Regions from separate parts of the Homo sapiens genome. Here region 2 is linked to region 1. Evidence: read pairs that join two places in POLR2A ChIA-PET (ENCODE). Cell type or tissue: Panc1. All regions are shown on one strand. Each heading gives the region's core, and the rest is flanking DNA. Links, peaks and the distances in the headings are about the cores only. Region 1 overlaps STXBP5-AS1 (STXBP5 antisense RNA 1). Region 2 overlaps STXBP5-AS1 (STXBP5 antisense RNA 1).

What was found. Peaks named below come from ENCODE experiments on the same cell type or tissue, not always from the same donor. Only the 100,000 strongest peaks of a DNase experiment are listed, where the experiment ranks them.
Region 2: POLR2A ChIA-PET joins it to region 1 with 6 read pairs; 2 of 35 experiments call an interaction of 5 or more read pairs at or near these places.

The regions. Positions count from the first base shown.
Region 1 is chr6:147,056,822-147,073,289 of GRCh38, reverse strand. The region is part of intron 5 of STXBP5-AS1 (STXBP5 antisense RNA 1); the gene reads left to right. Among named protein-coding and RNA genes, the nearest start is that of LUADT1, 94 kb to the left of the region's middle. In Panc1, for the core only: no CTCF peak of the experiment used is centred there; a DNase peak (open chromatin) is centred at 9,579; H3K27ac peaks cover 2,512 bases.
Region 2 is chr6:146,892,911-146,909,378 of GRCh38, reverse strand. The region is part of intron 7 of STXBP5-AS1 (STXBP5 antisense RNA 1); the gene reads left to right. Among named protein-coding and RNA genes, the nearest start is that of LUADT1, 260 kb to the left of the region's middle. In Panc1, for the core only: CTCF peaks have their summits at 6,603 and 6,807 (motif pointing left); a DNase peak (open chromatin) is centred at 6,798; H3K27ac peaks cover 6,302 bases.

The DNA.
Region 1 (16,468 bases), core at 5,545-13,544:
GATGCCCTAGAGTAGTATGAGGACTTAATTCTCTGAGGAACTCCAGGTGAGCAAGGGCCTAAGATGAATGAAGGTGATTGTTAAATGTGACTCTTTGGTATAAAGTTTTTGAATTAAAATTACTTTTACTTTTGTTTTTATTTTTATATTTTTTCTTATTAATGTTTATTCTGAGGATTTCGGAATATTGTTTTTGAGTTGATTGCACCCCCCGTCTCCATCTCTTTTTTCCCTCTTTCCCTCTTTTTACTTTAGAAGAGTCCTCCAAAGAATTGGCCAATTAGAACTTTCTTCCCTTGCATGGGCCCAGAGTTTTTGTCCGAGGCCTTAATTAGTATAAAATTCTATACTGTTGTGCCAATTTCCATCCTCTGCATTAGATTTAAGAAAAATTTTCATAGCCAGAATCAAAGTTCTGGTCTCTGTCATGGTAAAAATGAAGTATAAATTGGCCCCAGAGAGGTGATTTTTAAGCTCATTTGAGAAAGGAGACTTTCTTTTCAAAGTGACTGATTGTCCAAGGTACACTTCTGTAACAATTTTCTAGGCCTGCAGAGTAAAGGAAGCTTTTTCTTTCTCCCTTCTTTTCTTTTTATTTTTCTTTTTGTAAAGGTTAATGTCTTCAAATGTCTTCCAAACAATGTGCTTTGTGTCTCTTTTTACATTTTTGCAGTTCTGGTTCACTTCTTACTTTGCTGGAGAGAGAGTTAGTGAGTGTCTCGCATAAATAAGTCACTTCTTTTGAGGGCAGTTGAGATGCAGCTTCTGCCCTTCAACTCTGCTATCATGCTTTCTGTCAATCAGAAGTCTTCCTTAGAGAAAGCTTCCAGCTCTTTGTGTCAGGGGCTTCCTGGCACAGGTTAGGAGTAAGTAGTGCTGGTCCACAAAGTTTGGCCTACACGTTGGCATCGTTTTCCTTACAGTTCTGTGTACAGGCCAAGAAATAAAGCTCTTGTGACTTCCTTTTAATTGTGCCATACTGATATAAAGAGAAAAGATTCACTCTTTTAGAGAGATGCCTGTTTCTTCATCTAAGCCTTGAATATAAATTTTCCACAAAACATGCCACTATCTAGGGAACTAGAGCCCTATGATTTGTTTGAAATTTGGTTAAAGATACCAAATTTCAGACCCTGAAGAGACAGCATGGTCATCCAAGCAGGATGGTCAGTTTGATCAAAATCAGGAACAATCATGACATATTTCCAGGACTCTTGTTACATGGATCAGACCACATATACCTCTAATACCATTCAACTGCACATGTTTGTTTAAGAAAAGAAGCAAAAAAGAGGAAGAAGACTTTTGCCAGTTGAGTAAAGCCACTGTTAGAATAGTGACTACGGTTTTCTTAATGATAGAGAAGCAAATGACTTGCTCACATGAAGAAACCGTTGGTCCATTATTAGATGGGGAAGGCTGAGTTCAATGGATTCATCATAGAAATGCTTACACTCCAATGTACAAGCAGTCTGGTTTTATGGGCCTCCTACATGGGTTGTAGGCCTGGCTAAATACAAAATGAAATCCCCTTGTGTTTATTCCCTTGTGTTTATCTCAACAGTTTCTGTGGCCACCATTGCTTTTAGATAAATCTCATTATGTGCTCCGAGCTTCTAAATGAAAAGTTCCTTTCTGCCAGCATACTGAATAAACAGTACTCCTGCTTCTGGAATCCTTGTGAGTTATTCTGTGCATCAAACAGCTGCATCAACTTTATCAGAAATGAGTTTGTTCCTGGGCTGGTATTTCTCAGTGAAGGCCATGTTTAGCATGGCCTTCGTTTTGATAAGCAATGCAGAAAGCTTCATAAAAGCACAACTTCCCCAAGTCTTCTTTCTTTCTAAAGCATGTAAGTTAGATGCTGATTTTCCAAATATTTATAATAGTAAATTATATGCATTTCCCTTTTTGAAATTTTACGCTGCATAACTGTTACCATTAGAAGGACCAATCCTTATTTTGGATCTCACTTTCTTTCAAGTCATCAGGAGTTCCATATAGAAATTGAAATGAGAATCAAGGCTCTTGCTATTAGATTAATTATTCTGAGACCCATTAAATTCTTCCTTTAATGCATTGGCTTAAAATACTGAAATTACAAACTAAAGGTAATGCTATGTTTTGGCTGTGACTCCACTCAAATCTCATCTTGAATTGTAGTTCCTATAATCCCCACGTGTCATGGGAGGGACCCTGTGGGAGGTAGTTGAATCATGGGGGCAGTTTCCCCCATGCTGTTCTCGTGATAGTGAGTGAGTTCTCAGGAGATCTGATTTTTATTTATTTTATTTTATTTTATTTCAAACACAGTCTCACTCTGTCGCCCAGGCTGGAGTGCTCCGCCTCCCAGGTTCACGCCATTCTCCCGCCTCAACTCCCGAGTAGCTGGGACTACAGGCGCCCGCCACCACACCCTGATAATTTTTTTTTGTGTGTGTTTTTTGTTTGTTTTTTGTTTTTTTAGTAGAAATGGGGTTTCACCGTGTTAGCCAGGATGGTCTCGATTTCCTGACCTTGTGATGCACCTACCTTGGCCTCCCAAAGTGCTGGGATTACAGGCTTAGCCATCGCGCCTGGCCAATCTGATGGTTTTATAAGGGACTTTTCCCCCTTTGCTCGGCACTTCTCCTTCCATGTGAAGAAGGACGTATTTGCTTCTCCTTCTGCCATGATTGTAAGTTTCCTGAGGCCTCCCCAGCCCTGCAGAACTGTAAATCAATTGAACCTCTTTTCTTTGTAAATTACCCCATCTCAGGTATGTCTTTATTAGCAATGTGAAAATGGACTAATACAGGTAAATTATTGTGATTTTATTTATAATAACTAGAAGCTATATATTTTTCTTTTTGTGGTTTAAAAAAATATATACAGCCCTGTGGTTCAATCAGAAGCCTGTTACTTTTACATTTCCAAATTTATAATTTACTACACTTACGTGACTCCAGCGAGCATTTATAAGCAGCAAAGCTCTTGTACTTAAAAGCACTGAATCATTTTTATCCACAAAAGAACCCTATTAGGGATGTAATGAGATTTTGAAAATTAAAAAAAAAAAGCTCAAGCCATTGACTTATAATGGTTCGCAAAACAGATCACATTAGATGAAAGATGCTTGAATCTTACTTTTCAGTTTCTAGGTTATTATTTGTTCTTCCAGATTTCAGGAGGCAAAGCGAGTGAGAAGACAGGCAGGAAAGGGACACAGGGAGCTTCTGCAGAGATGACAACTCCTCTCCTCTAAAGGGCACTGTCATTCCCAAGGGCACCACCAATCCCAAGGCTTCAGTCCCTATGAGACTATGGCTGCTTTTGTGGCATCCATGGGTGAAAACCTGGCCTCAGCTGGCATGGAGGCTCTCAGTCAACAGCTGCTATACCTCCTCTTTTTAGCCGTGCAGCCTAAACTCACCAGGCAATTTTCATGCTTTGGTTCAAGTGCACAAATCAGTGTTTGAAAGCATATCAGAACCTTGACCTCTTGCACTCTCATTCGGGTCACTCATGATTTTCAGTGGCTGAAACGATGCAGGATATTTCTCGGCTACTGTGCCAACTGGGGACCTTCATGGCCAGTGATGCATGCCTGCCTGGGCCTCACTTGGCCCTGGGCCTGCCACTGGAGGCACCCCACCCACTTGGCCCACCTATGTTACAGATTGTACCCGTGTTTGGTGGTTCCTGAGCTCTTGTCCCACATCCAAGAAGACTGAGGTTATGCAGACAATTAGAAGGATGAGAATGAGTGGAGAAGAATTTTATTGAGCAACAGAATAGCTCTCAGCAGAGAGGGGATGCAGGGTGGTTTTTCTCTCTGTGTGGCTGGGTCCAGGGCTTTTTATGGATTCAGAATGGAGAGTATGTGCTGATTGGCTTGTGAGTATGCAAAGAAAGGCTAAAGCAAAGGCACCACTCAAAGATGGGCATGGCAGTGTAGAAAACCAATTAGAAAAGGGTAGGTATATGTAAAATAGCTGAAGAGTGGGGTTCAATCAGAGGAAAGTGTGCCAAACGGGAAGACAATTTTTTAATCTGGTCCGTGGATTTGACTTGTAGCTTGCCTTTCAGGCTTTACACTGTCTTCAGCTTGGAGGTGGAATTTCACTAGGGACCTGCCCCTATCTGCCTAGGCATTTGTCTGCCTCCTGCTGCTATCTATACTTGATGGATGGCTATTGATGAAAAAAAGATCAAGAGTTTGGTGGAGGTATTGACGAAAAAAAAAACTATTGATTAAAAAATGATCAAGAGTTTGGTGGCTAAGCATTTTCACATTCAAAGAGTGACTGAGAAGTCTATCCTGATTTTCTTTTCTTCCTTTCTTATATTCTCACTCAGTTCAGAGAATCTGTGAGTACTGTATAATTCTCTTTAGGATTTGTTTTAGGAAAAAGGCCAAAAATATTGGGATTGAGGTGAGCTTGTAATTGGCGCAAAATATTCTATGCCCATGCAATCTGCCCTCTGCTTTTGTAGTAAAGAAGATAGTAAATAAAAATGATGACTTCCTGAATACTGATATCATGCATTATCCTATATATTTGCTCTGCATTATCTCTTCGTTCTTGCAAGACTCCTATGATAGCAGCTGCTATTATTATCCCCATTTTAGAGATGAGAAGATGAAGCTTAAGAGAGGTTAAGTAACTTGCTTAGTATCACAGAGCTAGCACATAGTTCTCTTAGGGAAGAAAAAAGCCTATTTTGTTTGGGAAGTTTCACATTAGTATATTTTCTGATTTCATTTTTATTTTGATACTTTCATGAATGTAAACTAGACCATCAATGAATATCGGTCTAGAAGAATCTGAAACTGGACAACAGCATTTGGTCAGTGGACAACTAAATACACCTGCTTGAGATATGATGTTACAAAAACACATCTGTGTCCAGGAAAGCCCAATTAATTAGTCAATAATGATTGAGACACTGGGCATTTCCTAAGGGAGTATTAACCAGCTGGGAGGAGTTAATGGACCAAAGCATGCTACAGGTCATTAACTACAGCAGTAATTATTCCTGGAAAATATCTTATTTTGAAGTTAATTCTCTGGCTTGAATATGCATATTTAAAACAGTTTGATTCTTCTTATACTGCATGGACTGAAGAGGCTATAATAAGGGAAAGTCTATTAGAGGCACTGATTGTAGTTTTGTAAAGCAAAATATGAAAAAATTATGTATGCGTAAAAAGGGAAACGTAGATGAGTACTTCAGATTCCATTTTATTTTTATATAAACTGGAATTTATGTATCCTCTCTTTTTTTCCCCACCACTTTGGGAAACATAATACCCTAGAAATAAGATCAAATAAGTCTGATTTACCTGTGGAGTGGCAAAGCAGTGCTACCCAAAAAGTATACAATCAGGAGAATAAGGACCAAGGGTGAGGTGGGGCAGGGGAGAGGGGAAATAAAGAGGGAATTGAAAATGTCAGAGTTTCAAAGTAAGTCAGCAGAAGGAATTGGCAAAAGGGAAGAAGTTAAGGGAAAAGAAGGAGAAGTATAGGTGACCTCACAGACTGTTCTAGTCACTTGATATTTTTTCTCCTTTCTCATTTGTAAGCCCCTTACACAGTTTCTATCTTCAATACCTGTTGGTTTCAGGTTTTTCACAGAATCTGTCATCATCCCTTCCACTCTCTTCAAATACCCTGACCCACTCCCCATCACCAGGAACTTCATTTCCATTTCCAATGGAGCCAAGGTTTGAGCACCCCAGGCAGGCTGCTGGTTTGGAACATTTCAAACCAATGTTGTTTAGATTGAGGGTCCCCAAGCCCTGGGCCATGGACTGGTACTGGTCTGTGGCCTGTTAGGAACCAGACCACACAGCAGGAGGTGAGTGGAGGTTGAGCAAACATTACCGCTTGCGCTCCGCCTCCTATCAGATCAGCTGCGGCATTAGATTCTCATAGCAGCACAAACTCTATTGTGAAATGCACATGGAGGGATCTAGGTTGCACAATCCTTATGAGAATCTAATGCTTGATGACCTAAGGTGGAACAGTTTCATCCCAAAACCATCCCCCTACCCAGTCCGTGGGAAAATTGTCTTCCATGAAACAGGTCCCTGGTGCCAAAAAGGTTGGGGACTACTGGCTTGGATAATTATTAAAGGGAAAGGAGGGACGGATCAACCTTTCTTCCATTATTTTAAGCAATTCAGCTATGGCCCCAGACATGCACACTGCATTCTGCAAAGCAACAGCTCTGCAGATCAGCAGAGCCTCCCCTCCCCTTGTACAAAGAGGTGTAGTAACCGTTTTTTGTTATTACTGTACTAATGCCTCTTATCCCTACCACTCATCAAAAACTCATCTTTGAAACAGTTACCAGAGTTAATTTTCTAAAATAAGAATTTGATCGTGTTATGGTAGGCAAATGAAATAGCATGTTTAAAGCTGGGGGTATATTAAAATAAAAACACATTTTTGGGTAACCTCAAGTAGTTGTTCATGGCTGGATATTGGGTTTGCAGATGAGACCAGAAAGGCACTGGGGGAACTATGGGCCTTCTTGGCAGAGGGAAGAGTGTTTCACTTTTCTCCACCTCAAGAAGGAATTGAATTTGCCTTCCTACCATGTAGAATACTGCAGTTTCCCTGTGAGAAGTTCTAGTAAAACTAATTTTCTCTAGTGACATGCTAATACCTCGTAGAGATTGGTCCCCTGAGAAGCTTTAAGCTGGCTTTCTTTATAATTTTACTAACCAGGAGGGAACTCCCTCATCTTCCATTGTCTCTTTTTTTTGTTTTCAACTCAATTTCCAACTCATCTCTCTTCTTCTCTCTCATACACAAAAAGTCGATTCTAATTTGTCACCTATGCTCTTAATTTCATCCTTTTCTATATCCTCCAGAACTGTGAGTGATCAATTATAACCTCTCTTTATACAAACACTGTTTATAGTCTGTAAACAGGCTCATTTTTCAAAATGAAAAACAATCTTATTCTTTTGAGCTTGTGCCCCCATAGCCATAATCTTATCTATCTTCTTGTAAAGCCACAGTTTTGGTAACAATAATAATTCATAATGATTATTAAATATTGGCTATGTATCAAGCACTTTAACCTCTATCATTTTATTTTATAGACATTTGTCATAATAGTCATTTGTAATTAGTGTAGTTTCTATTTTACCCATGGAGAAACTGCCACCTGGAAAGGTTAATTAGGCTTCACAGAAAACAGGTGTCTGAACTAGGATTTAGAGCCAGATTTGTCTGAATCTAAAGCCTTTCAAACAATAGCAGTATAGTTTCCCGACAAGCCTATGTTTGTTCTTTGCACTTCCGTATTTTCCAGAACCTGAGAGGAGAGTGACATCATCTAGTCGCCAATCCCATGGCCACTCTCCAGTCTTTATTGGTCTTAATTATTCTGCAGCACGTGGCATCCTGAAGCACTGTTTTCTCGTGGTTTCCACAACACCATTGTGTTCTGGTTATTTCTTATTTTAACCAGTTCTTCTGTCTTCTTTGCTGGCAAGTTTTACTTCTCCTGTCCCATGCATGGTAGCGTTCCTTGGGTTCCAGCTTTGACAAGGATTTCATCTGCTCTCACAGTGCCAACTCCAGCATCCAGAACTGTGGCACCAACTTAGACCTTTCACCTGAATTTCAGCATATTCTTTCTAGCTGCCTACAAGATTCTTGGCTGGGCACAGTGGCTCACGCCTCTAATCCCAGCACTTTGGGAGGCTGAGGCGGGCATATCACGAGGTCAAGAGATTGAGGCAATCCTGGCCAACATGGTGAAACCTGTCTCTATTAAAAATACAAAAACTAGCTGGCCGTGGTGGCACGTGCCTGTAGTCCCAGCTACTTGGGAGGCTGAGGCAGGAGAATCGCTTGAACCTGGGAGGTGGAGGTTGCAGTGAGCCGAGATAGAGATTGTACCACTGCACTCCAGCCGGGCGATGGAGGGAGACTCCATCTCAAAAAAAAAAAAAAAAAAGAAAAAGAAAAAGAAAAGAAAAGAAAAGAAAAGAAAAGAAAAAAGATTCTTACACGTGGACATTTCACACAGAAACTGAAACTGAAAATGCAACAGCTAGGAGGTTGAACCCATTATCTTCTTCCCAGAACTGCCTTTTTCTTTTTTTTGGTGAATGGAAATAGCATCCTCCTCTTACTACATTTCGAGCTCTGTTGGCTTCCTAGACTCCTTCTTGGTCTCCGCAACTAACAAATATGTTCCATATCTTTGCTATTTTTTTTCTGTATCCATTTCCTTACTATATGTTTCATATCTACGAATTTTACACCCTCCTCTGTACTTTTTCAGACTTTTGTCATCTTTCTCCTGATCCATTGTTGTGGTCTTCCTCCAGAATCCTGTACCCCTTATCCCTACCACCCATCAAAAACTCACCTTTGAATCAGTTACAGAATTAATCTTCAAAAATAAGAATTTGATCATATTATGGTAGGGAAAATAAATAGCATGTTTAAAGCTGTGGGTGTATTATAATCAAGACACATTTTGGGGTAACCTCAGGGAGTTGTCTATGGCTGGATATTGGGTTCTGCAGATGAGGCCAGAAAGGCACTGGGGGAATGGATCAAGACGTCTCCGACACCACTCTCTAAATAGGGGGTCAGCAAATGTTTCCTTTTTTTTTTTTTTTTTCTGAGACAGAGTCTCGTGCTGTCACCAGGCTGGAATGCAGTGGTGCGATCTCAGCTCACTGCAACCTCCGCCTCCCAGGTTCAAGTGATTCTCCTGCCTCAGCCTCCCGAGTAGCTGGGACTACAGGCACTCGCCACCGTGCCCAGGTAATTTTTGTATTTTTAGTAGAGATGGAGTTTCACCATGTTGGCCAGGATGGTCTCAATCTCTTAACCTCGTGATCCGCCTGCCTAGGGCTCCCAAAGTGTTGGGATTACAGGCATGAGCCACCACGCCCGGCCAGCAAATGTTTCCTTTTAAGTGGGGCTTTGTGGGCCATGTACAATTTCTGTCCCATCTTATCTTATTTTCTCCATCCTTTAAGATGTGAGGAGCATTCTTAGCTGCACACCTTGCACAAACAGGTCATGGGCTAGATTTGGCCAGTAGGCCTTAGTTTACTAACTCCTGCTCTAGAGATTGGATATCATCTGTGGTGGTTAGCAGGCAATGAATGGTTTTCGGCAGGGAGTGCACCAATCAGAAGGGAACTGAACTTTCAGGTGAGACAGAGTGACACAAGGCCCTGCTCTATTTGGAACACTTTACTTTTCCTCTAAAGTGGTGATAGTGGAAGCCATGGGGTGGTGACCCCTCTGGCATCTTCAGCTCCCAGCACTTTCTCCAGCCAACCCAACCCACAAGGGAAGGGAACTGGACACTGTCTTAGTATAGATGAAGAAGTTGTTGATGCTGGGAAGTTCAGGGAATGCTTCCCAGTGGCAATGAGTCATTTAGTAGAAACTTATGAGAACAAGAGTTAAGAAGTTATACAAAAGGCAGAAGTGATGGTAGTTGCAAAGGTTCACAGGCACTAATGACCATGACTTGTCACTTTGGACTGATTTATTTTTAGCCACTTGAAACACCTAAGGAGATACTTAGTAGAATGCACCATACTGGGATATTTTCCTGTTGGCACTGAGAGAGATCAATGAGGAATCTGTCCTCACTATCTTTGGGTGAGCATGCTATTACACACTTCATTGGAATGCACTTGCTTTTTCCTAGAGTGTGGAACTCTCAATGTTAGTATTGTAAAAGGCAAAGTAATGTCCTTGAGCTATAACAATGAATACCTTGAGCTGTAACAATGAATGAAAGCAGAGGTTCTCACACTCTGCTTTCATTGAATGGGGTCTCGGTAGATGTATGTTGAGTGAATAACACATACATTCTGGAGTGGATGCTCATGGTAGATCTTGGTGTTCAGAATGCCTTGGCAGTTTGTCGCTGGGCTATATGGATTTATTCTTCTCTAAGTTGATTCTAGTGAGTTTGAAACGTCTTGTGATGCCACTAGGGAACCATATTTACAAAACTCATATTCAGTGTAGCCTTCTACCACTTTTGGTGGTTACCTTAATGAACGTTTCTAATATACATATGTTATATATAGAAATTCATGCTCTATTGCTCTTATTTATATACTATCATAAAAAGATGAACTTTAAATTCTATACTGAGAATTTCTCTAAATTTTATGTGTATTTCCTTAGGGGATGCAAAATAAAATTCTGTTTTGGGGTGTTCTGAATATGCTGGATTATCTCTATTATGTTTTATTTATTTAAATTTTTTAGAGGTAGAGTTTTGCTGTGTTGCCCAGGCTGGTCTTAAACTCTTGGCCTCAAGTGATCCTCCTGCCTCAGCCTCCTGAGTAGTTGAGACTATTAGCACATGCTACCATGCCTGGCTTATTATTTTTTATTGAGTCATAATTTATAAACCACAAAATACGTTTATGGAGTGGTTTTCCTTCAACTGATTCCTGGCAGAGTATTATTATCATATTTTTCATTTGTACTGACTTTTGTCATTTATAAACCATTTTACCCACATGGTCTCATCTGACCTTGCCGCAGGTACTGTTTCATGAATCTTACATGCCATAGCTTATAAATGCACCTTTAAAAATGTACCACTATGAAAGCAAAAAATAATTCTACTTAACCATGACAAAATACTTTGAGTCACTTATAAAATTTATTTTATGCCTCTTATAAATGTGCTTTGAATCTTCCCTTCAGCCATAGATGAATTCCCTAATTATTCCATGTGACTTATGACTTGAAGTGCCTCAAATAGGTGCATTATTATAGCAAATAGGTAAAAGAACTAGGTAATAGATCAAGGAAATTTACCTTGTTGCTACATCCCACATTAAATTCCTGAGTTCTCAGTCTGGAGGCTTCCATACCCAGGTTCAGCAGAGAGATGGCTTGAAACAGAGACTATGCATATAGCTAGGAAGAACTCTGGAGGTGGTGACAGAGACATTACCAAGTTCTCACCTTAGCAATTCCTTAGCTTTATACTTCTGGAATACCAGGGCAGCCCTAAGCAGCAACTTGGTCCCAAACACTGATGTGGAGTATTGAAAGCAACCATGCATGGTGATATGCACCTCAATTTCAGTTGCTAATATGGAAAGAGATGTGCATCTAATAACCACCAAGGGTATTTTATTACCATTATGTAAATGAGGAAATCTAGTTGCAGGGGTTTACTAGTAGCTGGAAGAGGCAGTACCAGGAATTACGGTTGGTCTTTCCAAGGTAAATTCTATGCTCATTAGTCTCTGCCATAACTTCCTCATATGTTCAGGCTATTGATCTGAAAGGTAAATTCAGTTTTCAAAGAGAAGACCAATAAAATTTGCTTGGATCTTTTGGAAATTCCTTGCTTTCTTTTTCCCGTAAATCACTCCTCAAGAAATTCTAACCTATAAGACTCAGCTTAAAACACTCAAATGGATGAGGACATGGAAAGTCATTTTCTTTGAGCCTTTTCACATCTTTCAAAACTTACTTGAACCAATGCTGTGTGCATGTGATGATACCATCCCACAGCTAAAAACAGTCTATTTCAGTGCTGCCTGAAATTGACAGAAAATGAAATAAAATCCCATATAATGACAACCATTTAAAAGTCTCTGTCCTCTAGGAATCAAAGGACTCAGCAGCATGTCACAGAGGAGGACTGAATCACAAATGAAGTAGATTTAGAGGTACCTCTTTAAAGTAATGATGAAGCACTGATTTTTCTAATGTGTCCCCCAGCACCGGTGATAGTAAGTCACTTCTAATTACCTTTTCCTTTCTGGGCTATATATAGATAAATGCTTGGGATATTAAAATGCCTTGTGGGCTGGTTATTTAATTGCTACAGAATTGATTTCATGAAGGAAGGAAAAACAGATTAGATCCTAAGATGTAAATGTGAGACTTGACAGACTGCAGTGTGTGCTCAAGTCTATCAATAGAACTGCCAGCCCCCAGTCTCTAGCTGGCTATGATGGATCCTTGCAGCACAAGAGGAACACATTTGACAATTACAAGAGCAAATGCAACTGTCCTCCCCTCCAAAATAACAAGCAATGGTGCATTTTTGTGTTCTCATTTCTCATGCCATCTAGTGTATTATATACATTATCAAAATAATTTTAAATTAGAATGGCTTCCCTGTTTGCTTATGAAGCCTTCATGCTTCCCTTTTGCTCTTTTTTCTTTGTTTATTCTTTACTTCAATATCACAGGTGGTGGTGGTATGCTCTATTTTGGACACTAGAGAAGTAGGTTTCGTATTTTTTCTGTGTCTCATGACTACAAACTAGGAAACACATAAAATACATTTTCTCTGATCTTGCTTCAGAGAAATCTTGCCATTTCAGATGAGATACCCACATAACAGAAAACATCAGGCTTAATATTACTTTAAAATTCATTTACCTAACATTTATTTGTTTAGCAAATGTCAGCTTAGTATTTACATTGTGTCAGGCACTGCTGTGTGTGCTGTGGATTCAGTGATGCATAAGACAAAGTCCTTGCTCTCACTTTCCCTCCTCTCTAAATGGGAAACACACCAAGAGCAGAAATGTAACAGATTCCCCTCAACTTATGATGGGGCAATGTCCCAATAACCCATTGTAAGTTGAAATGTAAGTAAAAATGCATTTAATGCTTGGGCAAAATCATCTAACACAAAACCTATTTTATTATAAAATATTGAATATCTCATGTGATTTATTGAATACTCTACTGAAAGTGAAAAACAGTATGGCTGCATGAGTACCTGATGTACAATTTCTACTGAATGTGTAAGGCTTTCAACTCCATTGTAAAGTCGAAAAATCTGAAGTCAAGCCGTAGTAAGTCAGAGGCAGTCTGCATTAGGTCATGACAAGAGCAATTAAGGTATATTTTATTAATATATTTTCAGGTATATTTTTCTTTATTGCAATTATGAAGGTAGGGTAGCATATTAATCTTCTTGAACTGCCATAACAAAATATCATAAACCGAGTGGCTTAAACAACAGAAATTTATTTATCCCCATTCTGCAGGCTAAGAATTCCAAGATCAAGGTGCTGGCAAGGTGGGTTTCATTCTAAGGTTTCTTCTTTTGGCTTGTAGTTGGCTGCCTTTTCTCTACATTTTCTGAGAAACCGTTTTTTGTGTGCTTCCAGAGAGACAGAGAAAGAGGGAGAGAGCTCTCTAGTGTCTCTGCTTATAAGGACATTAATTCTGGCCGGGCGCGATGGCTCACGCCTGTAATCCCAGCACTTTGGGAGGCCGAGGCGGGTGGATCACTAGGTCAGGAGATCGAGACCATCCTGGCTCACATGGTGAAACCCCATCTGTATTAAAAGTACAAAAAAATTAGCTGGACGTGGTGGCGGGCGCCTGTAGTCCCAGCTACTTGGGAGGCTGAGGCAGTAGAATGGCGTGAACCTGGGAGGCGGAGCTTGCAGTGAGCCGAGACCGCGCCACTGCACTCCAGCCTGGGTGACAGAGCAAAACTCCATCTCAAAAAAAAAAAAAAAAAAAAAAAATATTTTAAAAAACACCTGCATATGCTCATATTGTTATGGAGACAGGGTCTTGCTATGTTGCCCAGGCCAGTTTTGAACTCCTGGTTTCAAATGATCCTCTTGCTTCAGCCTCTCAAAGTGTTGGGATTACAGGCTTGAGCCACTGTGTTCTGCCTATCAACATGTGGAAAGCATGTGTGTAAATAGATAGCATAAAGGTAAACTTAGGCTATAAACCCTTTAACATTTCTGACAAAGTAAGGTCTGAATTAACGGCATTTTCCTTAATCAATTTCTTTGCAAAGTGTTGAGATATATGCTAGTCAACCAGCTATGTTCTTTACATCTGTGCAACACCTCATAACTACATACTCCAAAAGAATGAGGGAGACATTGTTTTTCCCCTTCTTTTTTAAGCTATAATAAAGTTCCACATTTTCTGCCTAAATGGAGGAAATTAGATGAGACTCTAAAGTGGAATTCACAGAGATGTGGGAAAGGTTTCTTACAATGCCTAAAAGATGGTTAAAGATTAGGGAGAATGACCTTGTAGGGAAAAGTTCAATGAGCACAGAAAAGTTCAATGATTCAGGAAGAGCAGTGTGGACAGAGCCCAGTGGCCTCCGAGGTCCTGCAGACAGCTTGGCAGAAGCTGATTAGATGATCTGGATTTAGGGTGATTTTCCAGGGCTAGGAAGGGAAATGTCCACCAGCCACCCATGAAAAACAGCTGGTGCCTAAACATATGGGAACATTTCTGGCCTAGTTTTTTTCATTGCCTGATGTGCTGGGCTTACAGTAATGTATTTCATAATACCCATGCACCTGGGATATTTTGGGTATTAGGCATGAGGGGGATGAAAAGGTTTCTAAAGTGACTCACTTCTTTTGCTTTGTAAATATTTCTTTGGAAGTTTAACCTTAATATTCATTCAAAAATTTGTAAATGATTACCAATGAACTGTATTTCTTATGGTTGATATTTAAATGCTCTCACTCTGTATTTAATTAACATCAGCTGGGCAGTTAGAATTGAAACAAAAAATCTGACTTCTTGATTTGTAGAAATTCAAATCCCATAGACAAAATTCCCATCTATCTCTATATAATGATGAGTGAAATATAAATATATTTACCAAGGGCAGCTATATTGTGAATGTGTTTTAAAAATTAAAAATATTCTAATTGGTGGCCTTTTCCCTATCAGGACTTTCTATTTTGGAGTTGAAATAGTAGGTGTTATTCAATGAAATAAATATGTAAGAAGATATATTAAATATTGAGTACTTTTCTCCCCTTCAAAAATTAGATACTGCTAATACTACAGCTATAAAGCTCATGGTAACCTTTGGATAAAATATTGGAATTACATGGTTAAATGCCAGTTCTTGTGCCCCTGTAGTCTAGGGCTGCCAAAGTCTAGGCTATGGAGTGAGATGGCCAGTTCTTGAAGAGAAAATGGGAGGAGTGGGGCTGGACTATGCTTTCAAAATTTCTCCTAAAAAACAATGGGATTGATATTTTTCTCCCTTGAGGGAGTGAAGAGGAGAAGAGAGGCCAGGAGTGCCCCATGAGGGCAGCACCGTCCATATGGAAAGAAATACTAAGGGTGGGCAGAAGCAACCTCTCCCAAGAGGAGGAAATCTTTCTGCCTGCAGTTTATGAATTGCACTTGGGCTGTGCTGAAGAGTAATGAAATTATGAGGTCATTCAGCCTTGGTGGTATTCAAAGAAAGACACAATCTAACAAATGGATTCCTAACATCAGGGATGCAGTGACTTCTCCTTGACAGAAGAATTACCTATGGAAGGCATCAAATTTTATGTCACAGAGGTTGAATCCTGATGAACAGGGAGGATACTCCAAGTACTGACAGTTTTGCCTGGAGGCCGTCATTCCAGCTTGCACAGACTTTGAATGCATCAGCTGTACCAGATGCATTTGTTTTTCGCTTGGTCATTAGATTTTATACTACTGCAGAGAAAAATAAAATAAAAATCATTTCAGAAGAAGCTTATTAGGCTGACATTTTTGTTATGAGTAGCCTACTTTTTACTAAATATGAATTTAAATCATTGTAAAAAAGAAGAAATATTCTGGTGACTTACTGTACAGGGCTAAAAGCCCTCTACTCTCCCTCTTTTTTTTTCTAAAGGAAAGTGAACATATTTAGTTTAGGAGATAACAGCTGCAATACATTAAAGATTGATATGTACCCTCCGTTTTTCACATTCATGACAGTGTTGATCAGGCCAGTTAGCTCAATTCTGAAGAATAGTTTTCCCCCTTATATTTACTATTCACATGCTTGTGTTCTCACCATAGGTTTTATTCTCATCTCATACAGCTGTCTTAGAGTGTGTCTCACTGGTCATAGGAGGATAAAAAAGGAGGAACAAGAAGGCATTATTGTGTAATAGAAAAGCATGAGACTTGGAGTTAGTTGAGAAAGGAAAGAGAAATGGACAGGTGCCCCCACACTATGCCAAGCATCTTCCCATCATTTATCTTATTTAAAAGCATGTGAGTCTTATAGGCAGGGGTTGCTACCATTGAGGCTAAGAGGTCTCCACTGAATTGCTCTGGGCCACAGTAGGTATCAGGATCCAAATCCACCTTAATCAGCTTCTAGAGTCAGGGCTTGTTCCACCTGCCACAGTGCGTCTCAGGGGCTGAGTTCTGTTTAGCAAGCCTATGAGCATTTCTATAAAGTAGGAATAAGTACCAACATCAGATTACTCTTGTTAAAATAGTATATCACGATATATGTGTTGTGCTTTGTAAACTCTAAAATGCCAAACAATGGAGATGATGTATTGTGGATGTATTATTGAAAATTTAGCATGCATGACTCTTTTTTTTTTTTTTTTTTTTTTTTTTTTTTTTTTGAGACAGAGTCTTGCTCTGTCACCCAGGCTGGAGTGCAGTGGTGCAATCTCGGCTCACCGCAACCTCTGCCTCCCGGGTTCAAGTGATTC
Region 2 (16,468 bases), core at 5,612-13,611, 160 kb after region 1:
AGTGGGCATCCTTTCCTCTAAGTAGCTGACTTTTCAATTTGTTCTGTTCAAACTTGGTTAAAACATTTATTTTTCTAGCATTGACTCTGAGATTCTTCCAAATACTTGGAGACACCATGCACAAAGATACAGCGTGCAGTGCACTTAATGTCAAATGCACTTGCTGCCAGAATGATCAAGAGTAAAAAAGAGAATTGCACACAAAGGCCGACATAGGAACCAGTCTCCAACTTCCTGTACTTCAGAAATACACTGTAGATAATTGGATGATATTCCTCTATACAAGTGTAAATGGGTAAGGTACTTCATCATCAGACTGCCTTGTGATTTAGCAAGTCTGCATCCAAAGATATCTCTAAATGCACATAAATGACTAAGGCTTCATAAGCCAGAGAGAATCATATCTCTTCATATCGCTTCATAAGCCAGAGCGATCAGTCAGTATCTCAGAGAGTTGGTGCCAAGAGGATGGAAGTAAAAATTGAGAGGAGCAATCTATAGCCAGGTCTGGATGTAGAAGAACATTGGTAAGGAAATAAACACTAAAAATTCAGCATGCACACTTCCACGAAGAAACCATCTTGACAGAAATGGTGTCATAAAGGGTAAATGAGAAAAGCCCCTTCTATTTGTTCATGGTGTTACTGCATTTTTATTATAGATTGTCCCAAGGGAGCTGAACTATGTATCCTAACATCAAATGGTAACCAGTTACTACTCACGTCCTTTTGTGCATAGACTGAAATTACTTGTGCTTAATTGAACTACTCTGCAGGAAATGGAATCCTCCAAATATCCTCAGCTTCCTAAAAGAGATTGCTTTAAAAAAGTCATAAAGTTACTGCTCAGAATCTCAAATTTTATAAAGAGGTTTGTAGTTGTATACTATTCATATGACACATTTTATTTTCCCTTATGTATTAGGCTTCCATCTCTGGGACCTAAGACCCTCCAAGAAAATACTACCTGAATTTTTTCTTTCTGTTACCAGACTATTTCCCATAGGCCTTAGATATATAGCTGACTGAAGTTGCTTTTAAAAATAATATACAGACAATGCTCTGTGATGTAAATATGACTGGCTTTTAGCTATATTTCAAAGATGACCATTGAGTAATATTTTCCCCAGGGAGCCCCAGCAGTGAAATACCCCAACACTATTGATGTTTTTCGCAACCTGACCCAGATATCTGGTTACCCTTCAAATGACTGCGCGATTGTTCTCTGACTGCCTGGTTACACCTAATATACTCAGGATATACCTCTTTGGCCCCAAAAGAAAGGAAGTCCAGTGTCTGTAATTCCATTGCAGCCGAAGGCAACAGGGTTCACATCCAACGACTGGCTACAGCTCTTAGCACTACTGAGTTCCGACAAAAGTGTTGTCCCTTCTCCAGCCATATAAAAATGGACTTTGTTTTCTCAAAGACTCATGAGTGTCCCAAAAATTCTACTCTCCCTTCTCAAATATAAACATCAGAATCTTCCTTGGAGAGGTGAGAGACTCGAACACTTCACTCTCTTCTTTGGTTAAGGATTCTTCCCTTTCAGGAGGCTGAGGATTGGCTATAATATTTGCTTGTGTTTCATCCTTTCTCTTTGAGTCTGAGTCTCTGTGTGGAGGTCCAATTGTCTAGGGGCAAAAATAACCCATTCTAGCTCCAATCATTGAACTAGAACATTAGTCCTTATACAAATAACTATATTAGGGAATATTACTGGTTTCTACAGGGAAAATAGATTTTCTGCTAGAATAGAAATGTGAACACTTCCTCTACTTTAAAGTACAAAAAATATTCTATTTCACCTTTCACAATGCCAAAGGCACCTCTGTATCACTCAAAAGTATGTGTTGATTGGCCAGGCATGGTGGCTTACGCCTGTAATCCCAGGACTTTGGGAGGTTGAGGCGGGCGGATCACGAAGTCAGGAGCTCGAGACCATCCTGGCTAACATGATGAAACCTCATCTCTACTAAAAATACAAAAAATTAGCTGGGCGTGGTAGCACACGCCTGTAGTCCCAGCTACTCAGGAGGCTGAGGCAGGAGAATCACTTGAACCTGGGAGGTGGAAGTTGCAGTGAGCCAAGATTGTGCCACTGCACTCCAGCCTGGGTGACAGAGCAAGATTCTGTTTCAAAAGAAAAAAAGAGTATTTGTTGATAAATAAAAGTTAAACTTTAAAAAATATATTGTTTTCCCATCACTTTTATTGTCTGATTGAGGAAAATTACCTCATATTTGTCTCATTCAGTTCATCTTTCAACATGGGATTCTAACTATAGAAGTTGTCATGAAACCAACCAAAGTTATCAACAGAGCCCTGGCTTTAGAAGATACTGCCTTGGGTTAACAAAGAGGACAAAAATAACCTGTGTTTAAGTGTTTAATTCTGTTTTCATAATGTATTTATTTCAAAGATTTTTAAGTGGAAATATGGGACTTTGTAAAATAAGTTTTTAAAAATATCCTTAATTGTTCATGGCCAGAGGAGATGAAATTGCCAGAATAAGGATGACATGGAACACCCAGGGGTAGACTAGGAGGGATGTAAATGTGAAGATACCAAGAGATGGCATCCTTGTATCTCCATCAGTGCCTGTCATCACAGAGCTACCTTAAACGATCACATAACCTAAGGAAAATGAGTGGGCTTAGTATGTAAATGCAACTTTAAGACAATCCCCAGCTTTTCTTCCAACATATTGCAGTCCCTGAGCCCATAGCGTAATAGAAATTCTGGAAGCTAGCATCTTCTAATCCAATAAAGCTCAATAGTAATAACAAAAACCTCTAAAGAAGTCGTATCTCAAGCTTGAAATAACTTGTAACCTCCTCATCTCTTTTTCTGTATTGTTACTGAGTAGCAATCTTGAATTCAAGCAATTAAAAAGTGGAAAATATTTGTAATATTCCTATATCAATAACACTGGTTAAACACTTTATATATATATATATATATATATATATATATATAAAATACACTTACATGAAGTGCATAATTTAGCACTTACTATAGACCAGATTCTTAATTTTGTGCATTACCTCACTTGTTTCTCAAAGCAGCACTGTGTGAAGTAGATACAATTCTTTTACCCATGTTAGTAGTTGAGAAAACAATCTCAGAGAGCAGAAATGACTTGCTGCAAGTTATACCATGAGTGACAGAGCTGAGAGGTTAGCACAGTCTCTCTGACAGGAACACCCTAGCTTATAACCACCATGTAACACTGCCAAAACAGTAAGGAGGTATTTGAGTTTTCAGGGTCTGCACACATATGCAGTTGATGGCTGTTGGGAAACTAAATATGAAAATAGCTTGGCTTATGCAGTACAGAAAAATGTTTATTCTATTTCCTAGGATGTAGGCTGGTGGCAGAAAGTAGACCCTGGAGAACAGGAGCACTTGGTTTCAAATAAAATACCTGCATTAAATATTCAGCTTTCCTGCACCTTTATGTGAGTACAGTACCAGAGGAATGGGCAAACTGGCAATGGCTCAGCCTTGGTATAAACAAATCTCTGCACTGGCCCCACTGAAGGCCTGATACTTTATCAACTGGTGAGACCCAGAAGGGGTACCAGGAACACACAGTTTCCCCAGGGCCACTGCTGCAGCCTCCCTGGTTAGATCGTGGTGCCAATCAGGCCTCCAGGTTGATAGGAATTGATGTGGATTAGTTTCACAAAGCTGCCTCTCTTTAGCCCCAGTCAAATGCAGCTGTCCAGGTAAACCTAATGCCAGCAATGGTCAGATAGGCATCTTTGTGGTTGCTTGGATAATAGGTATGTTTATTTCCTCTGTGATGTCTGGGCAAGTGCCAAGGTTCAGGCCTCTGGCTAAGGAAGCAGAGGGACTCAATGGGAAATTGCCAGAGGGCTGACTCTAGCTGAACATTTTTGCCAGCAGCTATTTGATCATTCTAAAGATAAAGAGGACAAGGAAGAGCCAAATTCATTTTGCAACTGGAGTCCTCTGGGTGTTCAGTCTCTTTGTAATATACTGTTAATGTGATTAAAATGGAAGCATTTAGACTTAAATGGTTGTTGGAATAAATTAGGGACATCAAAATTGGCAGAGTTTAGGTTTTGAAGAACTCAATTCTGTCAGCTCTCCATGAAAGTTAATCACTCCAATATTAAGCTATTTTTTTCATGATGTGAAATTTGGCAGTGAACAAAATCAACAGGGTCACAGCTTCAAAGAGGAATCCACTACATTTTGGCAGAGAAATGTGCCTAAGAATGCCTCTTTTAAAGGACTTAAGAGGAAGCATCTATTAATCAGAGGGGGTAGAAGAGGTGTGTGTGTGCATACATGTACCCAGTATCTGAGAGCCAGTCGGTGAAACTGATTTTTTAATGTAATCTGCTGTCTTCAAACACTTTTCCATTGGTCTTCAAAAATAAAAAGAAGCAAAAATTCAAATAGCAAAAACACCTCTAAATGTACATGTGACACAGACATACGCATACATGTATATAAACACATATACGCAGACAGGTAGCACGTGAAGAATAAGATGGTGAGAGATGTGTATATATTTATATGCACGCATGCACATGTGCACACTGACATTTTGGTTGCCTGGGTAGCAAGCAGAAACAGAAAGCTTCTCAGAGTAGAGCTAGCCACTTCTTGAAGATCTGACATGTCTCAGGCAGTCGTGGGTAGCTCAGAGCAAAATCTTTGAAGAAAGCAAATTTGAATGTCTCTTTATGATCGTATTTATACCTCAGACTTTTTTTTTTTTTTTTAATCCTCAGACTCCTTAAGTCCATGGGGAAAGGGCTGCAAAATAGGAGTTTGGCTTTTTGGCCTATGAATTAATGACAGTTTCTGGATCAGCTATTTCCCAGAGAACAAATCTCTTATTTCCCTCAACACACACACACACACACACACACACACACACACACACGGATACAGAATATACACATGCACTCAACATTATCAGCTCTTCTGTATATGTGTGTCTAACACATTGTTAATGGTTTTCATTTTCAGTGTTTTAAGGATTTCCCTGAAGGTTATCCAAATAACAGCTTTGCAAAAAAATACATAAAAGGCCACGTTCAAATTGTCTTTTGAATGATGCCCTTGCTAGTCATGAAAATAAGCTCTTTCTCATACGCCCGGTGCAGTACTAAAAAAGAACCTGGCACCAGCCGTGATGAAAATCCAGTCTGGGGACTAGGAGAAATGAAATATACTGTGCCCTTTCTCTGAGGTCATGACTCCATCCTCAAGAAGGCTATAGCAAACAATGTTTAGGGGTAGAAAGTGTCACATGTAAAATATCCACTGGGAACTTTGGCTTACGATACTCCTGCATATGCTAGAGAAGAAAACAAAGGTTTATTTCCTATGATATATCAATCTTAGGCTTTTTATGTGATCAGGTAAAAGGGAGTGTGGGCTACAGGTCTGGGGACCAGTTCTCTATTTTAGGCATTGATTCTACATAGTTTGTGACCTTGGACAAATCATGAACCCCTATTCAGAACTTATCTGTAAAATTAGGATGAACATGTCAACCTCCTCCCCATTGTGGCTGAGAAGAACAAAGATGATTCTTAGATGTCACCTGTGTGAAACCAACAAAGTGCTTTATAAATATGAGCTACGGGGATTTACATAGAGGGAAACTAATACATGCAAGTAGGGAGTGCAACGCTTCCTTCTGGAGAGGAAGAGGCCTCAAGAGGAAGGCACCCCTGCAAAGGCGGGAGGGACTGGCTGCTATTGTCTAACGCATGTTGAATGAGTAAGTCCTCTAAGGACCTTTATCATCTCCGTCTTCCAAGTGCCCGCTTGGTTTGAATGCCCACACGGTCAATTTGAGTTGAATTTCCAGCCTGCTAATGTGTGTTGATGTTGTTGTTGCTGAGAAACTTGCATTTCCCCTATAGATTAGTTGATCTGCCTTTCTATAGAGTCTGAGTTCCTGATCTTTCCCCCACTTTAGTGCTAACGTAATAAAAATAGAATTGCTGCATAATGATCCAAAGCCCTAATTGATTCTCCAGTTACTGTAATTGTGTCTCAGACCTCCAAATCCACACTGAAGTCGGCTATTGATGAAGCATTCTAACCAGAACACAAGACTGGAATGCATGGTGGGAGAACCTCAAGAAAAGGAGATCTTGTTTTAATTAAAATTAGCCCTTACTAACAAAAGAAAACAGTTGTTCTCAGGCCTTGGATGCTAACAGGAGCAAGATTCCTCCTGAGGGGAGTGAACCTCAATGTTTTTTTAAAAATGTTACCAGCTTTTCAAATAAGTAGGCTGCTCAGTCCCTTAACAACCTAGATGGGTAGCCTTTCTATAAATAGCTCATCCCATTACATTCTTGTTTATTCTCTGTTTATGTGGTTACTGGCTTTATTCTTGCCTATTGTGGGTAGATGCCCAGGCTCCAAGGCAACTTTGTATTTTTGTCTTTTGGCAAAGCAGAACAAGGGGTGGGAGTGAAGAAGATGAAGATGGCGACTCTCCCCCTACACCTACCAACACAGCAACCTACATACTGTCTGTCTGAATGTCCCCAAGGGCTCCAAGTAAATGACAGTTTTGTCAAAAATGCAACTGAATGGTTAAAAGAATATGAATGATCTAGGTAAATTATAAAGCCTAAGATATACACACACATGTATATGCATGTGTATGTGTGTATACACATTTACATAGCTATACTATGCATACATGTGCATATGTATGTGCATATAGGTATATTCAAACTCTTAAATATGAATGCATTGAAACTTTAAATAAAAGGGAAGGAAGACAATGAGTGCCATCTCGTGGAGAGGAGAGCTACCAGTAAATTTTCCAAATTGTCTGTACTTCAGACATTTTTTTAATGACTAACCAATATTCCTCGGAGTAAATATTTTCTTCCTGCCTTTCCAGGTTTTTCACCTAAATAACAATAAGTGTCCACTACATGAACACTGTCTTGTTCCTTTGTGCCAGGATATGCTTTAAGGAATGAACTGCGTTCATGGGAGTGGGTGTTTTGGTGTATCAGAAAATGCATTCATTACTGACCCCAGCTCTGGCAAAAGTCTCAAAAGTTGTTACAATTTATAAGAAATATGACAACAGACTCAACGACTCACTGTGTTTTAGGGCTGTGACCAGTTGATGCTGTTACAGCTGCCACTCCCGACAATGTCATCCCATCACATTGTTCACACTCCGACTGTCCATGCACAAAAGCTCAGTTGAATCCAAGGCATGTGTTTTTACTTCAACTCAATAAATTGGCATCCCAATCTACTGCCCTATCTACACATATAGTCCTAGAAGCTATAGTAATGCACCTTTGGCTCAGTTGCCTGAGGTGCACACATGGACAATTATGCCTGCTCATACTCTGTTATGTGTACATATGGACAAGAAGGAGAATTTACTTCTTCCTAGTGCAAACATCATCAAGGATAGAGGTTCATATCCCAGGGGGTGGTGAGAGTCCATGGGAAAACTGAGTCCTGCTAAATATTACATGAACACAATTCACTAATAGAAGCTCATTACTCAGCATAGGGGTAGGAAGTGTGTTAATAACTATTAGACAAATAGGATTGGAAAAGGGTAACAATGTCTGAGCTTCTGAAATTGAGTAAGAAAGGGCATTGCTAGTACAAGTAGCTTACATGTATCCTTGCATGTATTCTTTCACCAAATATTAGGTTGGTGCAAAAGTAATCATGGTTACTTTTAATGGCAAAAACCATGATTACTTTTGCATCAACTTAATATTATTGAGTGCTTATATGGTACCCACACTAGGCATAATGGAAGAGATCAAACGGGCAAGAATGGACAAAACTCCGTGCTCTTGAAGGACTTATGTTCTAGTAGGGAAATACAATAAATTAATATACCATTTGTTGTAGGATGACAAGAATTAAGGAGAAAAATAAATAGGTAGCGGGGAAAGGCTCTTGGATAGAGAGAATGTTGTAATTTTAGATAAGGTGGCAAGCGAAGGCCTCACAGAGAAAGGGAAACTGAAGTCAAGATTTGGAGGAGGTAACAGAGCAAGCTTTGGAAATATCTTGGGCAGAAGCACTTCAGGCAGAAGGATCAGTGAAGCAAAGAGCCCGTGGCAGGCCTATGCCTGGCATGTCAAGAAGCAGCAATCCGTGCACCAGGCGCCGGGGCAGGTTCTTCTCCACATTTAATCTCATTATAACCTCTTCACCACAGTGAGAGAGAATCTGATTAAAATCCCATTTTATAAAGAAGAAAATCACTTTAACCAAATGTTCACAAGCGCATATAACAAGCACACCAGGGGACTGAACAGTGTGCCCAACCTGGTCAGTGGTGAAGTTAGCTTGACCCCTGACCTTGCCCTGGCCTTGATATTTTTGTACCCTAAGCCTAGTAGCTGCAGGGCTGAGCAAATGGATCTCTCAAAGGTTGGAGAATGAGGAGGTAGAGTGGGCGCAGGAGGAAAGGATGTTGTTAGGGCAGATCTGGACGTACGTAGAATTTTTAGCATTTTTTTTTGTAAAGAACAGTTGGCCAGACTATGTTCTTTTCATAAGTCCATATATAGAATTTCAGTGTGGAATCTCTTTTGATTTTCATATTTTAATAAATTAGGCTTTATAATTTTTCTCTTATTTTCAAAAGCTAAGGAATAGTTATAGTTTCTGAAGTTAATGCATCAACTACTTGAAAATCATTACGTTGTGCTAAAGAATCTGATTTCATATCGCTATTACACATCTATTCTTTCACCAAATATTAGGTTGGTGCACCTCCTCTTAAGGTCTAGAAATCACCTTTTGTGCTCTCTGTTTTAAAAACTGATAGATGTTGGCCGGGCAAGGTGGCTTATGCTTGTAATCCCAGCACTTTGGGAGACCGAGGCGGGCGGATCACCTGAGGTCAGGAGTTCAAGACCAGCCTGACCAACATGGTGAAACCCCATCTCTACTAAAAACACAAAAAATTAGCTGGATATGATCGGGGGGTCGGGGGTATGGCACCTCTAATCCCAGCTACTCAGGAGGCTGAGGCAGGAGAATCGCTTGAACCTGGGAGGCAGAGGTTGCAGTGAGCCAAGATTGCACCACTGCACTCCAGCCTGGGCAGAGCGAGACTCCGTCGCAAAAAAAAAAAAAAAAGAAAAGAAAGAAAATGATGTTAAATGGTTAAATGTGTTCTGTTTTTTCTTGACTTCTTTTTTTTTTTCCAGTTTTCTTATCTCATTGGCTCCCTTCTATCTCTCTCTTTTTTTTTTTTTTTTTTTTTGAGATGGAGTTTCGCTCTTGTCACTCAGGCTGCAGTGCAGTGGCATGATCTGGGCTCACTGCAACCTCTGCCTGCCAGGTTCAAGCGATTCTCCTGCCTCAGCCTCCTGAGTAGCTGGGATTACAGGTGCCCACCACCACACCCGGTTAATTTTTGTATTTTTAGTAGAGATGGGGTTTCGCCATGCTGGCCAGACTGGTCTCGAACTCCTGACCTCAGGTTATCCACCCGCCTAGGTCTCCCAAAGTGCTGGGATTACAGGCATGAGCCTCCGCACCCGGCCCCTTCTATCTCTTATAAATGAAACCATCATTAGTTAAAGAATCACTACTCATTTAGAGGGCTATTCAGAATTTCAGCATGAAAGATCTGCCATGAGCATAGTTATAGCTAAATGGTTTCTATGGAGAGGTGGTGATCAAAGGGAAGATGTTTGACAGGGGTGGGATGGGGTGGGGGAGGGGCCTATGATGATACAGGGAAAATGACGGGTGACAAGGAAGGGGCAAGGGATGGGGAAGATGAGCTGTCACAGAGCTAGGAGCTCCAAAAAGACTATTGTTGGTCCAAGCACCAAGTTGAAGTAGCTTCTTCTCCCTCCCCTCCTAGATGGCACGCCTTCCTGGCCCGCTCCCTGGGATCTGCTTTCCTCAGATTCTTTCCTTTCCACCTTTCTCAAAATGTTCAGATAAGAAATAACACCAGTGATAGCTACCATTACTTCTGTATGTGTGATACTTCAATACTTCCTATTGTTCGAGCTTATAAAAATCCTACATTCAACACACATGAAAGAGATGCAGAGAGATGAAGACATTTGTCCAAGTTACATACACAACTACAAAATAGCAGAGCTGGAAATTAAACCCAAATCTGATAGACACTGAACCCATCTTTTGTATATACCATGTGACCACTTCGTGCCTGGGGATGAACTGTCCTAGAATTGTTTGCATTTTAATCATGAGCAACATTCAAAAGGTAATGGAATGGGTTCCAAGGTCAAACTTCCAGACACTGGAGAAGGTGGGAGTAAAACAGTATTGGGTTTTAGGAATCTTCCCAGTGTTTGTTCCTGAGACAAGTCCCTGAGGTAGTGTCTTGTCAGTTCAGCTGGCATTTATGAAGCACATACATCCACCATACTTGATGCCTGGCTCTGGAAATAATACCGTTGTTATAAGCGATGCTTGTCTTCTCCTTCTCTTGACAACCTACCCCTCTCTTCTGGAAAGTTCAAGTTGTGGAACAATGTGCCCAGGATCTAGTTCTTTTCTTTTTCATTAAGGATAATTCTCTTCCTACATTAGCAAAATCATATGACATCAGTTACTAGGAGTGTTTAAATTTTTTCATATCTACACCATCGGCTGTAATTTTTGAATCTAGATTTCATCTGTTTATCCGTTGAAAACAGGAAGCATTTGGGAGATGGCTTGTAGTATGCCTCATATGTAGCATTTACTAAAATAAAGGACACTGGAGAGAGTCTAAGGTTTATCACCAAATTACACCAGTAGAAGCCTGCAAAGAGTCTCCAAAAAAAAATCATATTTTTAATTTGGCAAACTGAGTCTCTTTTCCATGAACACACATTCAGGTTATTGAAGGCAATTTTCTTGTCCTGCAAGTTTTTAATTATTTTTAATCCTAGTGAGACATGCTGAACTTCTTCATCTGCTCCTTGGGTGAGTGAGGTGATTTTTAGGATCCTCGCCTTTTCTGTCTCTCTCTCTCTCTCACAGAGTAGTCTGCTTAGACATCATTTTTCTTATCGTGTGGTGTCCAGGGTTAAAGATTTTATCTCAGATAGGGGTTCATGAGGCAGGAGTTCATGGTGCCTCCCTTTATCTGAAACCCACTTTTCATGCTGTCTTAGATATGGTCCACTTGTTTATCAGTTCTCTTCCAGAACTGGTTTATATTGAGCTCATTCGCTCAAGGTCTTTCCCTCACAAATTCTTTTAAAGCCAGTTCTCTGTCCTTAAAATCAACTGAATTTAACGTAAAAGACATACATTTAAAAATGTTGAAAAGGAGACTTTTCTATTTATGCTGATAGCATATCATCTTGTTAGTATCAATATATCTTCCTGGCCTTTCTAGATGTTTCTGAATCTTCATAGGAGTGGAGGGAGGTGACAGCGCTGCTGAAACAAAACAAGTCATGTGAAGAGAATGGTTGAAATTAAATGACAGGTCCATAGGGGTCCTTTCTACTGTCCTGTCTATTTTTGTATGGGCTTGAAATTTTCCAAAATAAAAAGTTAAAAAAAATACCCAAGCATTATCTTCTTGCATATACTTAGTCTTAGCCATCTCAGCTCACAATTTGACAGAAAATTTACCCAGTGTTTTCCTTAGATCAAAATACTTGATTTCAAAAACATTCCTCTCAGTTAAGTGGTAAATTTATCAGAATCCCTCAAGTTAGAATTAAGCATTAACAAATTAAATGAATAAGAACATTCTGAATTTATCAGGATCTCTATTAGTTTTGTTTCCAATCTTGGCTGTACCTGTGTTACATGTAAAAATATTGCCTTGTGTTTTTAATCCCTGACACGGTATCAAAATTGGCCATTTATATATATTTTGGGACCTTAGTGATTGACAGAGCTGAATCAAAGGTTAGACAGCCTTTGGCATCAATCTGTGAGGGGAACTAAACGTCACTGATTACAAAGACATCAATGGGAATATAACAAGTATAAGAAATCATATTTACCAGAATTCCTCTAGGGAAAAGTGGTTGGAAGAATTAGTTTGATAAGACCCTACAAACAAGAGAAGAGACTTTCCAGACTCGGGCTCAGGTGACTGTGAGGAATGTCCTACCTGATTCTGAGGATGGTTGGTCAGGAAAGGGCAGGCATATTTTGCAGAGTGTTAGGCACATTTGAGATCCCGACTAAATTGCTCAGAACAGTTCAGCACAGCCAAGAGCAGCTCTTCTTTTCTGCCACACCCTACAGCACATAACCTCTCTCCTTAATGCACACTGGGAAAATACTTTTAAAACATTAGTTTGAAGAGGCAACAAATTATTAACATGCTCTCTTGTTTAGGTGAGCCCTAGGTTTTAAGACTTAATTTGCAAGAATTAAAATTATAACCAGAATATTGGAAAGTAAAGAAATACTTCCACTCAAAAGATCTAACTCTAAGATGATTTTGCCCCATTTGGTCTCAAGAATTACACTGTTCCATGACCAGGCTAGGACTGTCTTAACAATTCACTATTCAAAGGAAAATATGCATGACTAAAATAAGTGAAGGACAATTGACTGAGCCACAGCTCAGGAACTCCCTGACACCCCCAAAGACAAACTGTCCCTTGGAAGACTTTACCAGCCCTGTGTGGCCAGAGCTGCTACAAGGGCTATTTCCAACATTTCACATAAGCACTGCAGACACAGGCACTGCAGATACGAAGAACATCAAATTCAGCCAACCAGCTTCAGGTTAAGAGAAGGGCAAATATAGTCAGAACAGTGCTTAGAAATGTTTAATGAGCTTTTTTTTTTTTTTTGGTACCTTGAAGAAGACAGAAATGTGAAAGGCATGGCCTTGATAGACCTCCACATCTTTCTCATCAAGCTGTGGAAATTAGAGTCTCCTCTTGTTAAATAGGAAAGGTTAGCATGTAATAGTTAATGAAGCCAAGGAGAATCTGAACAGATAAGACCCGAGTCTGTACAGGCTGCATTTGGAGAATCCCAAATCCTCTTATCTTTTCTCAGAAACTCTGCTGTTTGCAAGATATTGTTTTAAGCAGAGAGGCGACAGGAACCGCAGCAGATGCAAGAACTACTACCTTTTTGAAGGCACGCTAAAACAGAATCTAGGAAGACGTGCTGCTTTGCACTTTCATGGGGCACTGTGACAACACACTGTGTTTTTCCCCTAGATTCAAAACACGAATACCCTGGCAGCTGACCTTTAAAATATTTACAGCATTATGGACACCTTCTGAGCTTCCTACTTTTCTTTGCTTCTTGCATGGCTCTTTGATGTATTTTCTTTCGCATGCAAGTTGCTTATAATACTCACGTGAGGAAATGTTCTGAGCTGAGTGAACCTCAGGAGGGAAGAGGGGAGCTAAACTTTCTCTTACAATGGAACTCAACACGCCTTTGGGCTAAAGGTTATTTGAGGTCTGACCATATATAAGGTACGTATCTTGCCCCAATCCAACTTTCTTTTCTCCCCTTTATGTCTCTTCTCCTCAGATAAATCTAACACCACCTCCCCAATTCCCTACACAGTACCATCAATACAGGTCATAAATAATTCCTTTCATAGGAGCCTTTTTTTATTTTTTATTTTTTTGAGACAGAGTTTCACTAGTGTTGCCCAGGCTGGAATGCAATGGCACGATCTCGGCTCACAGCAACCTCTGCCTCCCGGGTTCAAGCAATTCTTTCTCCTGCCTCAGCCTTCCAAGTAGCTGGGATCATAGGCATGTGCCACCATGCCCAACTAATTGTGTATTTTTAGCAGAAACAGAGTTTCTCCATGTTGGTCAGGCTGGTCTCGAACTCCCGACTTCAGGTGATCCACCTGCCTCTGCCTCCCAAAGTGCTGGGATCACAGGTGTGAGCCACCATACCCGGCCCCTTTCATAGGAGCTTTATCCATTGCTCCCGGACAGCATTCATTCTCCATTCAATTTCATTCACTTCCCCAAGAAACCAATGCCTCCTGTCCCTCCCACTCTGGTGACAGTCCAAAACAACCGCTCCTCTTTCTCTGTCCTCTTCCATCCTTTCTTTGCAAACACTTCTTTGCTTTTTCTCCTGTTGCCCAACTTTTCACTCCCTCACTCAGAACAGTTTTCTTCTATACCCTTTCTTATCCTGTATCTATAAGTCTCCTATGCTCTCAGCTGCCTCACTGAACATTCCTTCCACATTCTTGCTTTAGCTGATGGTTCTCTCACTCTGAGGACATTGTTTCCCCCGTGTGGAGGTGGCCCAATTCCTCAGCTCCAGTAACTTAGCTCAGCACACTTTTCGTCTTCCAAGGTACTTCCAGGCCACAAGTCCTCCTCACGGAAGCAAAAATCCTTGCTCTTTTGAGGCTTGGGATAGCTCACTAAACCACCATCTCTCCATGTCTCACTCCCTTACCAGATTCCTAGATCTCCTCCTCATGCTTTGGAAGCAACAAGCCTGTAGCCTTATTCTCCTCCCCACACCTCATCACCATCCTGGTCTACTTTTCTGTTCACATGGATCACCCATGCAACACCCTGGCTGCTTGAATTTATGATCTTCTCGGCTCCAGTAACCTTTACCCTTCCCTGCTTCAGCTCTTCATTCTTATGGCCCTGCCCTCACCAAGGCCATTCTCTGATCAGTGTCCTGCATTCTTAGCTTTCTCAGTCTATGAGGTCCACAGATTGCATTCATCCACCCTGTCAAGAAGTTCAGTCCCTCCACTAGTCCTCTGTCTTTCTGTTCATCAAACTCCTTCTTCTTTCTAATGGGGTTAGATCCCATGATACCCATGGTAGGGGTACCTCAAGCACTTCAGTCATTCTCTTTCAATGTTCTTGCCTGCCTGTCTTCTCATTTTACTTGCCCAGCTAAACCCCAATCAATGTAGCTGTAGAGCTTCTCTGTTCCTACCTCTCACAACTGATGATTCTGGTGAATAGCAAACAACCCAGTGTATTCATGCCATTCAGATTCTATTGTCTCCAACACCAGTCTTGTCTTTTCAGTGTTGTCCTAAATGTGAATTCCTTTTTCTCTGATTCCATGAAAGGTCACCCCTGCTTCTCACAGAGCATTTTGAAGGTCTAGTATGAGTTCAGATCAGGTTGTTGTCTAGTGTCGAGGGCCTGGGAATCACTCTAGATCTTTAAGCTGACTTTGATACATCTGCTATAATTTATTATGGATTGATTTGTGGTTTTATACATTAGATTGATTTGTAATTACATGTTTCTCATTTTCAATTTCACAATGACCTCTTCTCTGTAGTTCTCATCTGCCTATTTTATCATGTGTCAGAAATTATGTGAGCCATTGTGCATATGCTATGATGGAATTTATTAATTAGTGTTAATATTCATATTCTTACATATCAACAAATAGTTCTACAATCCCATGTTGGTCACTTCAATAGGCTTTGACTTCCTACCAAATTTTCTGCTCTTTTTCCTTGTCTACTTTGAGTTTCCTTGAAGCCCCTGTTTGATCCTTGTGGGTCTGTTTGGTCCAGTCAGCCTCAACTTTATCCTAAGGAAACACAGACTCAGTTTTAATGCTTGCTTGAGATCCCACTCATGGGATATGTGAACTTAAGTGACTTCCTTCTCTTTCTGAGTATATCTCAAAGTTAGATACTGTAGCTTCTTCAGTGTGAAGTGGAATAGTTATTACTGCGTCAGAAGTGTTGGTTAAAGTCTTCTGACTCTAGAGGAAAATTTAACTTGAAAGGAATTTAAACATTGTATTGTTGGAACAAAATTATGACTCTCATTCATTTTATAAGAATAAATCATAAAATCTACTTTCTGTGTAACTTGATATATTCCTTTCATTTGAAACACAGAAATTAAAATGAGTTGATAGTGCTATTTAAGAAGAATTCTTGCACTCCAACTCCATAGCTAGAGTTGAAGTTTTTATCATCTACTAAACAAACTACACCCCTTACTTTTAAATACGTGGAATAAAATATGTATCACTGAATTATAAAAGAAACTCATGAGTATCTTCACCATTATTAATTAACTTAATGGTAAGATTGATACTTCTTTTTAAGCTAATGGGCTTCAGTTTGCTTGTAGCAATTCAGAAATGATAATAGTAGTTCCTGGGCTAACCATCTTAGTCTTATCTCTCCCCAAGGAGTAGACATCATTATCCCCATTTCGATGAGTGAACTGAGGGAACATGAGAAACCAAAGATCACACAATAAGTACTTGGGCTGAGATTTAAAAACAGGCTGAACACTGAGCATTTCCACTCACAGGAAGTAAGTTAAAAACTTCCAAATGTAATTGCCAACATTTTTCAGATACCTGTGTTCCACCCCCTCTGCCTCCTGAGTCCTACTCATCCTTCAAGTCCCACTGAAATGACAAATCCTTCAGGCCACATAGCTCTTTCTCACCTGAAGAATGACTTTTGGGGGTTGGGATGGGTTGGTATTTAGCAAAGCAGAGGCAGGGACTTGGGC